2 separate regions of the Homo sapiens genome follow, and region 2 is linked to region 1. Evidence: read pairs that join two places in POLR2A ChIA-PET (ENCODE). Cell type or tissue: PC-9. All regions are shown on one strand. Links, peaks and the distances in the headings refer to the core of each region. The heading gives the core; the rest is flanking DNA.

What was found. Peaks named below come from ENCODE experiments on the same cell type or tissue, not always from the same donor. Only the 100,000 strongest peaks of a DNase experiment are listed, where the experiment ranks them.
Region 2: POLR2A ChIA-PET joins it to region 1 with 5 read pairs; 5 of 35 experiments call an interaction of 5 or more read pairs at or near these places.

What each region holds. Positions count from the first base shown.
Region 1 is chr17:78,305,565-78,310,992 of GRCh38, reverse strand. No RefSeq gene overlaps it. Among named protein-coding and RNA genes, the nearest start is that of LINC01993, 30 kb to the right of the region's middle. RefSeq lists a silencer at 2,393-2,615. In PC-9, for the core only: no CTCF peak of the experiment used is centred there; a DNase peak (open chromatin) is centred at 2,432; H3K27ac peaks cover 1,161 bases.
Region 2 is chr17:78,222,969-78,228,235 of GRCh38, reverse strand. BIRC5 (baculoviral IAP repeat containing 5) reads right to left here. Exons shown (of 4, transcript NM_001168.3): 4 at 2,601-4,771. The coding sequence ends at 4,682. Among named protein-coding and RNA genes, the nearest start is that of TMEM235, 6.0 kb to the left of the region's middle. In PC-9, for the core only: no CTCF peak of the experiment used is centred there; no DNase peak of the experiment used is centred there.

The DNA.
Region 1 (5,428 bases), core at 179-5,178:
ACAGAGCGAGACTCCATCTCAAAAAAAAAAAAAAAAAGAAAGAAAGAAAGAAGAAAGTGTATATGTATATGCAAGCATTTGCTTTCATGTCCATAAAATATGCTAGGAAACGTACTTTTTTTTTTTTTTTTTTGAGATGGAGTCTTGTGTCACCCAGGCTGGAGTGCAGTGTGGCACGATCTCGGCTCACTGCAACCTCTGTCTCTGGGTTTAAGCAATTCTCCTACCTCAGCCTCCCGAGTAGCTGGGATGACAGGTGCCCACCACCACGCCCAGCTAATTTTTGCATTTTTTTTTTTTTTTTTAGTAGAGATGGGGTTTCACTACGTTGGCCAGGCTGACCTCAGGTGATCCGCCCACCTCGGCCTCTCACCCTGGCCTCCTAAAGTGCTGGGATTACAGGCGTAAGCCACTGTGTCCGGCCTGGAAACATACATTTTAAAAAACGATTTGTGAGCCAAGTGCAGTGGCTCATGTTTATAATTCCAGCAATTCTTGAGGCTGAGGCAGGAGGATGTCTTGAGGCCAGAACGACCTGGGCACCATAGTGAGACCCTCATCTGTACAAAAAATAAGAAAATTAGCTGGGTGTGCTGGTGTGTGCCCGTGGTCCCAGCTACTTCAGAGGCTGAGGCAAGAGGATTGCTTGAGCCCAGGAGGTGGAGGCTGCAGTAAGCTGTGATTGTGCCACTGCACTCCAGCCTAAGCAACAGAAGGAGACCCTGTCTCAAAAAGTAAAAAATAAAGGCTGGGCATGGTGGCTCAGGCCTATAATCCCAGCACTTTGGGAGGCCAAGGTGGGCGGGTCACTTGAGGTCAGGAGTTCGAGATCAGCCTGGCCAACGTGGTGAAACTCCGTCTCTACTAAAACTACAAAAATTAGCCGGGCGTTATGGCGCATGCCTGTAATCACAGCTACTCGGGAGGCTGAGGCGGGAGACTCGCTTGAATCAGGAAGGCAAATGTTATAGTGAGCCAAGATCGCACCACTGCATTCCAGCCTGGGTAACAGAGCAAGACTCTGTCTCAAAAAATAAATAAATAAATAAATAATTGAAAAAAAAAATAAAAAGAAGGCAACTCTGCAAGTCAAGAAGAGAAACTTCACGGGGAACTGAGTCAGCCACAACCTTGACCTTGAACTTCCCAGCCTCCAGAATGGTGAGAAATAAGTGTCTGTTGTTTCAGCCCCCAGTGTGGAATTTTGTTCTGGCAGCTCATGCTAAGACACTCTCCCTCCACCTTCAAAGTCAGCAGGCAGGGATCTCTCAGACCTCCTTCTTAGAAGGACCCCTGTGATTACATTTAGGGCCCACCCAGATGATCCAGGATAATCTCCCATCTCAAGAGCCTAAGCTTCATCACATTTGCAAAGTCCCTTTTGCCATATAAGGTGACATAGTCACAGGTTCCAGGAATCGGGACATGGGCACCTTTGGGGGCCCATTATTCGGCCGATCGCAAAGACAGACATTTCTCAGTAAACTCTTTTCACGACTGAATTTTGAACCATATGAATGTATTACCCATCTAAAAATACAATGTCAATCAAAGGAGACTGGAGGTGAGACCAGAGGTACCCAGGACAGGGACAGGAAGCTCAGGGGTCATTCCCCTCCCTGGCCCTCAGTTCTCTCCTCTCTAAGTGAGGGATTAAGACCCATGACTCCTGGGTCTGGAGGACTTTGAGCCTCGAGCTTCCCTCCTGATGGGGGTGGTGATGTTTCCTACCTGCCAGGGCTGCTGCAGGGATTAAATCCTGCAACAAGAAGCATCCCAAATCCTCCCAAGCAATAACTGCTGGTCATGGAAAAGCTGGTAACAGAAGCCATTCTTAACTCAGCTGCTCTACTCTCCCTAGCATGGAAAGAAAGCTGCCCCTCAGGCCGGACACGGTGACTCACGCTCATGCTGTAATCCCAGCATTGTGGGAGGTCAAGGTGGGAGGATCGCTGGAGCCCAGGAGTTCGAGGCCAGCCTGGGCAACAGAGTGAGACCCTGTCTCTAAAAAAAGGTTGGGTGTGGTGGCTCATGCTTGTAATCCCAGCACTTTGGGAGGCCAAGGCAGGTGGATCACTTGAGGTCAGGAGTTCAAGACCAGCCTGGCTAACATGGTGAAAACCTGTCTCTACTAAAAATACAATAATTAGCTGGGCATGGTGGTGGGTGCCTGTAATCCCAGCTACTTGGGAGGCTGAGGCAGGAGAATTGTTTGAACCCGGGAGGTGGAGGTTGCAGTTAGTGGAGATCACACCATTGCACTCCAGCCTGGACGAGAAGAGCAAAACTCGGTCTCAAAAAAAAAAAAAGAAAAGAAAAGAAAATTAGCCAGGCATGGTGACGTGCTGCACCTATAGTCCCAGCCACTTGGAAACCTGAGATGGGAGGATCACTTGAGCCCTGGAGTTCCAGGGAGCAGTGAGGTATGATCATGCCACTGCACTCTGGCCTGGATGACAGAGTGAGATCCTATCTCTAAAAAAAAAAAAAAAAAAAAAAAAAAAAGAAGCAAGCTGTTCCCCCGCCCGTGTCCTATTTTCTACAGAGGGCCTGTGCCTTCACGGTGCCCCCCTTCCGGGAAGGACTCGCCTGGGAGTGAGTTTGGCACCCAGTACAGGTCCTGGCCACACCCGGGACTCTTCTCAGCACAGTGACTGACAGCAGCACCCTGGAGTCAGATGGAACTGGATTGGAATCTAGTTCTGTCCCCAGGCTGCCATCCAGTGCTGTTGCCTGCTCAGCACCCACTTTCTCTTCTCTTTGTGGAAGCATCTTGGATTCTACCCCTTCATCACTCTTGCTGTATGTGGCTCAGCGATGGGCCTGACCTGCTCAGGGCTGGTCAAACACCGCATGCACACCCTAGTTGGTCCAGACCCGGTTGGGACAAGACCCAACCAGGCCAAGGCCATCCAGCCCCGGCCTTTTCCTGGAGCTGGCTGCAGCCATTTCTGCTACCGCTAGAGAGAGCCTGCCTGAGGGCGAAGCTATGGCAGAGGAAAGCCGACCTGGGAGATGGAGAGGGACAGTTTCCAGGTGACATCACTGGTGAATCTAGATCCAACTGTGCCTGAGGCCCAGCTCTAAGCCTTTGTGTTTCTGCATGGGAGCCAGTGATACAACCTCCTGCTAATTGCTTCGGGCAGTTTACACTGGCTTCAAAAAGCCCTGGCTGACAGCTATTAGCTGACCTTGGACACTTCACTTGTGTGTTCCGTGCCTCAGAAGGAATATTCCCTGAAAATAATAATACCTACTCATAAGGCTGTTGTGATTCTTAAATAAGATAATGAATTAAAGTCCCTAATTAGGCCGGGCATGGTGGCGCTCACCTGTAATCCCAGCTACTAGGGAGGCTGAGGCTGGAGAATCACTTGAACCCAGGAGTTCAAGACCAGCCAGGGCAACGTAATGGAATTGCATCTCAATTTTTTTTAAGTACCTAATTTGGTGTCTGGCACACAGTAAGCTCAATTGTGGTACCAGAGTCATTATTTTGTAGGAATTGGGTTAGAATCATGTTAACCAACAAACGTGCATGATTCAAATGGGACTATTCCATCTTAACTGGGAAAAAAGCCTAATTGTTGGGAAACCAGTCTTCTTAGCTCTCACTGCTGTAGAAAACTGGATGGAGATCAGGAAATGCATGTCATGGGGCACCCAGTCATGAGGCAGAGACCCTCTCCCTCTTTAGAGCCAGCAAGGCTCTGGCCAAAGAAAACCCCCATCAGTAACTGTGGACATACCTTAAAATGACTGCAAGCAGTCACCCTTGGGTAAGCTCCTCTGGGCATGTAGGCAAAGCCTAGGAGTTTCTTCTAGCCAATAGAACACGGCAAAGATGATGACATCACTCTCATGATTACATTACATTAGAAAAGACTCCAACTTAGCTGACTGGACTGAGATCCTCCTCATTGGCTTGGTGGAGTAGGCAGCCACATTGAGGAAGCCCATGAGGTGAGGAAGTGCTGGCAGCCTCTAGGAACTGCAGGTGGTCTCCAGCCTCCAGCCAGCAAAAACCTCAGGCCCTTAGGCACACAGCAGCAAGAATATGAAATCTGACAATAACTAGCATGGCTCTGGAAGCAGAGCCTTCCTCGGTTGAGCCTCCAGATGAGAACCCAGCCCAGCTGACACCTTGTTTGCAACCTGAGGAGATCTGAAACAGAGGATGCAGTAAAGCAGTTTCCAGACTTATCCTTTTTTTTTTTTTTTAACTTTTTTTTAAGAGTCAGAGTCTCACTCTGTCACTCAGGCTGTCGTCACTCAGGCTGGAGTGCAGTGACACAATCACTGCTCACTGCAACCTCGAACTCTTAGGCTCAAGTGATCCCCTGGCCTCAGCCTCCTAACTGGGACTGCAGGCACACACCACCATGCCCAACTAATTTTTTCTTTTCTTTTTTTTTTTGTAGAGGTGTAGTCTCACCATGTTGCCCAGGCTGGCCTTGAACTCCTGGCCCCAAGCAATCCTCCTCCCTTGGCCTCCCAAAGTGCTTGCATTACAGGCATAAGCCACTATGCCCAGCCAGTTTCCAGACTTCTGACCTGAAGAAATTGTGATATAGTAAATGTGCGTGTTGTCTTAGTTCCTGAGTGCGTGATAATGTGTTGCACAGCATAGAAAACTAACACAGCAGCCTGCAGAGGACTGAGCTTTCAGAGAGGAGACACACCGGGATGCCTTTCTCAATGAGTCGGGGTACAATTTCCCAAGGTATTCTGGTTACTTTGGCTATATTACAGTTCACCCCAAAACCTGGTCATTTAAAGCAATAATCATTTATTACCTCTCACAGTTTTGGTGGGTCAGGAATTCAAGAGTGGTTTGGCTGGGTGGTTCTGGCCTGAGGTCTCTCATGAGGCTGCAGTGAGATGGTGGTCAGAGCTGCAGTCATCTGAAGGCTTGACTGGGGCTGGAGGATCGCTTCTAAGGTGGCTCATTCATGCAGCTGTTGGCTGGTGGCCTCAGTTCCTCTTTACATGAGCTTCTCCGTGGGGTAGTTGAACTTCCTCGTGGAATAGTGACTGGCTTCCCCCAGAGTATCTGAGCTGAAAGACCAGATGGAAGAGGCGATGCTTTATGCCCTAGACCTGAAGTCATGTGAATCTGCCTGATTCGGTGTGGGAGGGGCTACCCAAGGGCATGAATACCAGAGACAAGGATCTGGGGGGCCATCTTGGAGACTGGTCACCACACAAGGGATGGCAGTGGGGACAGAGGCTGCAGGGGCTGGAAGAGGGCTCTGGAAGGAAGACAGGGAACCTTGACAGGTGGGAGAAGCTCAAAGTGTGAGACCATCCCCAGCTTCCTTCTCATGTTGTTCAGGGCATGAACTAGCTGGAGAAGATCTCGGCTCCCACCCTAGTTTCTCCACCCAGCGTTGGAGTGTGTGCTAATCTCATAATGACCTCGTCATCC
Region 2 (5,267 bases), core at 268-5,267, 83 kb after region 1:
CTGGTCTCAAACTCCTGGCCTCAAGTAATATTCCCACCCTGCCTCTCTTATTTTTATTTTATTTATTGATCTTTTTTTTTTAGAGTCTCGTTCTGTTGCCCAGGCTGGAGTGCAGTGGCATGATCCTGACTCATTGCAACCTCTGCCTTCCGGGTTCAAGCAATTCTCCTGCCTCAGCCTCCTGAGTAGCTGGGACTACAGGCACCCAGCACTATGCCCAGCTAATTTTTTTGTATTTTTAGTGGAGGCTGGGTTTCGCCATGTTGGTCAGGCTGATCTTGAACTCCTAACCTCAAATGATCACCCACCTCGGCTTCCCAAAGTGCTGGGATTACAGGCATGAGCCACCGCAACTGGCCCTGCCTCTCTTCTTTTAAACCCATATGTAACTACCTGGATCCAGTGGCTGGAGGACCAGCAGGCCTGGCCCTTGTGATGCCAGTGGGCACAGCCCTCTGCGCCAGGCTGATGACACCATCTGCCACCTCCACTACAGGGCTGGGGAAGCAGCTGGAGCCGTGGCTGAGTCACTGTCGGAGCAGCTGAGCGTCGCGTATGCTACAACTGATTTCACAGCATTTGACAAACGTCCCCCCACAGAAAATGAACCTCACTGAGTTTCCCTGTCCAACAAGTCAATTCATTAACTCAGGGCATTAGGACACTAATCCCCCCTGGGAGACTCAAAGCCACTGTTCGAGTCAAACCCCCACATTCTAAGGGCTCTTTCATGGTTGGGGCCATGGGTTAGAACCAGGCACCTTTTCATTTTTCGTGGACAGTGGTATTGTTTGTGAGATGTGGCCATGATTGGGAGGCAGCCAAAGAGCTGGGAGCTCTCCTCCCCAAGCACAACTCCCAGGCCTGTGAGGGGCTCAGCACGGTGACCCAGCCTTCCCCAGCACCTGCCCAGCGAGCCTGGCGGCCCAACAGGGTTCCATTCTCAGGGAGGCAGGCAGGCGCCTCCGAGGCCACAAGGGGTTTCTAAGGGACAAGCTTCTTCGGCAGCCGTGCCTTGGGCACTGCAGCACCTGCCCAGCATCCTGGATGGTGGCTGGAAATGATATCCTGGAGAAACAACTTCCTCAAAGGGAAATGAGTTCGTGTTTTCTAGAGTGAAAGTTCCTCCCCGGACAAAGCTGAGACCTGCACTGGCTTTGAGTGACTAAATGTCTTTCTGGGAGGCTTTGACTCACTGGGTAACGTGGAATGGGCAGTGCCCTAGGCTGCAAGGCTTCTCCGACATCATCCCGGAACCAGCCTTTGCTTCCTTCCTCACATCGCAGAGCGCACCTGCAGTGCCCGTTCCGTTCCCTCCGACCTGTGCATCCTCCCCTTCCCTTCCTGGTCCCGCTGGCAGCCTGCCACCTGTGCCAGGACAAACAGCTGCACAGGGATGCCCTTTCCTGTTGCCATCCAGGGCAGAGCTCACCGTCTTCTCGGTACTCCTGCAGACACCAGCCACACATGTGCAGACGTGCATGGCTATTTGCTGACCTGTCTTCCCACCGTTCAGAAAACAAAAACCCGGGGAGCTCACTGCAAGAGTTGTTCCTGGGCTTCAATTCCTGGATCTGGCACCTGGCGCACAGTAGGTGCACAAGCAAATACCTGAGTGAATGAATGGATGTCTCCTCTTTGGGGATCACGTGGAAACCCCAGAAGTCAAGGCCCCAGTTTGGTCCCATCCAGCTGAAAACAGGTGTAAATAATGTAGGCTAAGCCCAGCGGAGAGAAAATCTGCAGCTTAGTTAGTCCTTTGCTTTGTTGAGCTAGATTCAGCTGAGTCAGGAAATCCTTCGTGATGGCAAGACGGGCTTGGGGCAAGCTGGGCCGCACAACTCACCCTCTCAACACAGACCTTGGATGTTGAAAGTGAATACAGTGCACTGTCCTCACAACGGGGAAAAGGAGGAGAACGGTATGCGGGATCCCCTGTACTAGCCTTACAACTTCCTGTGAATTTTCATTTCAAAATAAAAGGTTACAATGTACAGAGAGGATCTATGAAAGCCTTGGGGAGGCAGGTGTCAGCTCCATATGACAGCCTTTCTGACAAAGCTGTCTGAAAATGGAATGGGGTGCTTTAAAGACAGCCCTCACTCCCTAGAATCAGACAGCCGACCATAGCCACCCTCCCAAGCTGACAGTGTCCTTCAGCAGTGAGGGCCCAGCTCTGGAGCCAGATTGCCTGGGTTCAAATCCCAGCTCTAAAAGTTACTTATTCGACTATCCTGGACAAGTTATTTCATTTCTACAAGTCTTCATTTCTGCATTAAAAAATGGTAGCTAGGTCAGGCCCAGTGGCTCACGCCTATAATACCAACAAGTCGGACGCTGAAGCAGGATGATCACTTGAGCCCAGGAGTTTGAGACCAGCCTGGGCAACAAAGTGAGATTCCATCTAAACAAAAAAAAAAATTTTTCAATTAGCCGGGTGTGATGGCGTGCGCCTGTAGTCCCAGCTACTTGGGAGGCTAAAGTGGGAGGTTCACTTGAACGCAAGAATTTGAGGTTGCGGTGAGCTGTGGTCATTCCACTGCACTCCAGCCTGGGAGGGCAAGGCCTTGTCTCAAAAAAAAAGAAAAAGAAAAAAAAAGTAGATAAAACCACATGAGACTTTATTGGCAATTGTGAGTTACTCTTTCCACATGGCGACAGCCTGCAATGGGGGCTCCAGTTTGGCTTGCTGGTCTCTTCTGGGCAGCGGGCACTGCTGTCTCTACTTTCCAGGATGGCAGTTGGCCCGAGGGGCTCTAACCTGCCATTGGAACCTCACCCATAGCCCAGAAGCCTCATTCACAACCCTTCCCAGACTCCACTCCAACTTAGAGAACCTGAAAAATGGACATGTGGACATGTATCTGAAAGAAAGTCTAGGCGGTTGCACTTAGACAAGGGCCTACGGCTTTATTAACAGATGTCGAGGAAGCTTTCAGGTGCTGGTAGCCATGAGGGTCTGGTTTTAAGGATGGCCTTTAAGGAAAGGCCGTGGCAGGCGGGCTGAGAGGGGCGGCTCCAGCTCAGCCCTGCCCACAGCACAGGCTCACAGAAGCCGAGATCCACATCACCGCCTGGCATGCAAAGGAGTTGAAGACAAAACCATTTTTTTCCAGCTTCTCTACAAAGCCAATTACTAAGCAACAGTTATTAAAGTGAAGTATCCATTTACAGACTGACACAAATATCAAAAATAAGCAGCTTAGATGAGTACAGAGGCTGGAGTGCATTTTCTGCTAACAAAAACCACTGTGATATTCTCCCAGTTTAGAGGGAAAAGTCTATCTCAGGCCGACTCAGATGTGGCAGAAATAAGTGGGTCTGAAGTGCATTTTCAGTTGTTTCTGCCCGGAAGGAGCCCGGATGATACAAACAGGTCTGGGGTTCGTGGCTCTGGCAAGCGCCCAGAGACAACTGCGTCTCTGCCAGGACGCTCATCCTCACTGCGGCTGTCTGGGCAGATGGCTGTTGGCAGGCTAGGGACGACGATGAAAAACTGACAATATTTTAAAAACCCAGTAGGGTCCACAGCAGTGTTTGAAATGACAGGCTTTTTATTTCTCAGGAACAGCCGAGATGACCTCCAGAGGTTTCCAGCGAAGCTGTAACAATCCACCCTGCAGCTCTATGACAGGGAGGAGGGCGAATCAAATCCATCATCTTACGCCAGACTTCAGCCCTGCGGGAGCTGCTGCCTCCAAAGAAAGCGGGGACCTGGGCGGACTGCGTCTCTCCCCCGTGTGGAGAACGTGACAGATGTGAAGGTTGGGCTGACAGACACACGGCCTGCAGCAGCCCAGCCAGTCCCCCACAGCATCGAGCCAAGTCATTTAAAAAGGATTTAGGCCACTGCCTTTTTCTGAGGGAGGAGCGGCCAGCATGTGCCCCGCGGCTCACTGGGCCTGTCTAATCACACAGCAGTGGCAAAAGGAGTATCTGCCAGACGCTTCCTATCACTCTATTCTGTCTCCTCATCCACCTGAAGTTCACCCCGTTTCCCCAATGACTTAGAATGGCTTTGTGCTTAGTTTTAATTGTAGTTTGTGCTATTCTGTGAATTAACAATTCAAACAAAATAAGAAAGCCATGTTGTTAAACAGTAGAGGAGCCAGGGACTCTGTCTCCATTCTCTCATCACACACAAGTCATGCATCTACCAAAAAAAAAAAAACAAAAAAACACAACAACAAAAAAACTGTCCTCTGAGGAGGCACAGGTGTGACAGATAAGGAACCTGCAGCTCAGATTCAACAGGCACCTGCCAAGTCCACACTCAGGACTGTGACAGCCTCAACAACATGAGGTCCAGACACATTCACTGTGGAAGGCTCTGCCCACGCGAACAAAGCTGTCAGCTCTAGCAAAAGGGACACTGCCTTCTTCCTCCCTCACTTCTCACCTGGTAAGCCCGGGAATCAAAACAGCAAAAATGAGCCCCCAAAAAAGAGAGAGAGAGAGAGAAGCAGCCACTGTTACCAGCAGCACCCGCTGCACAGGCAGAAGCACCTCTGGTGCCACTTTCAAGACAAAACAAGAGCACAGTTGAAACATCTAATTTGAAAATGTTGATCTCCTTTCCTAAGACATTGCTAAGGGGCCCACAGGAAGGCTGGTGGCACCAGGGAATAAACCCTGGAAGTGGTGCAGCCACTCTGGGACCAGGCAGCTCCGGCCAGAGGCCTCAATCCATGGCAGCCAGCTGCTCGATGGCACGGCGCACTTTCTCCGCAGTTTCCTCAAATTCTTTCTTCTTATTGTTGGTTTCCTTTGCCTGGAAATAAAGAATAGACACATGACACTGAAACCAGAGCTTCCCAGTCACATCCTGTAGATAAGATGACAAAGGAAAAAACAATCAGGGAACACTGAGAGAGCACCTAAATAAACTGGGCACTGGGCTAGGCAGATTCCCAGCTACCTGGGACAAACATCCTGATTCAGCTCAACTCCCTCTAGTTTAAGCTGCCTCCTAATCATCGAATAACAGGAAACACTGACGGAGTGCTTGGTATGCACCCAGCACCACTCTACCTGCTTCCTCCATTAACTGATTTATGTTCACAGTGATCCTGCGCTGGGTGCTCCCATATCTCTACTATACAGGTGAGGAAACCGAGGTCCAGGCTGAAGGAGCCACTCAAAGTACCCAGCTAGTCTAGGCACCCCAGCTAGTCTGGGCACCCCAGCTAGTCTAGGCACCCCAGCTAGTCTAGGCAGAGCTCTGCTCTTAACCACTGCCCTACCTTTCTCCTGAAACTCCTGGAGGA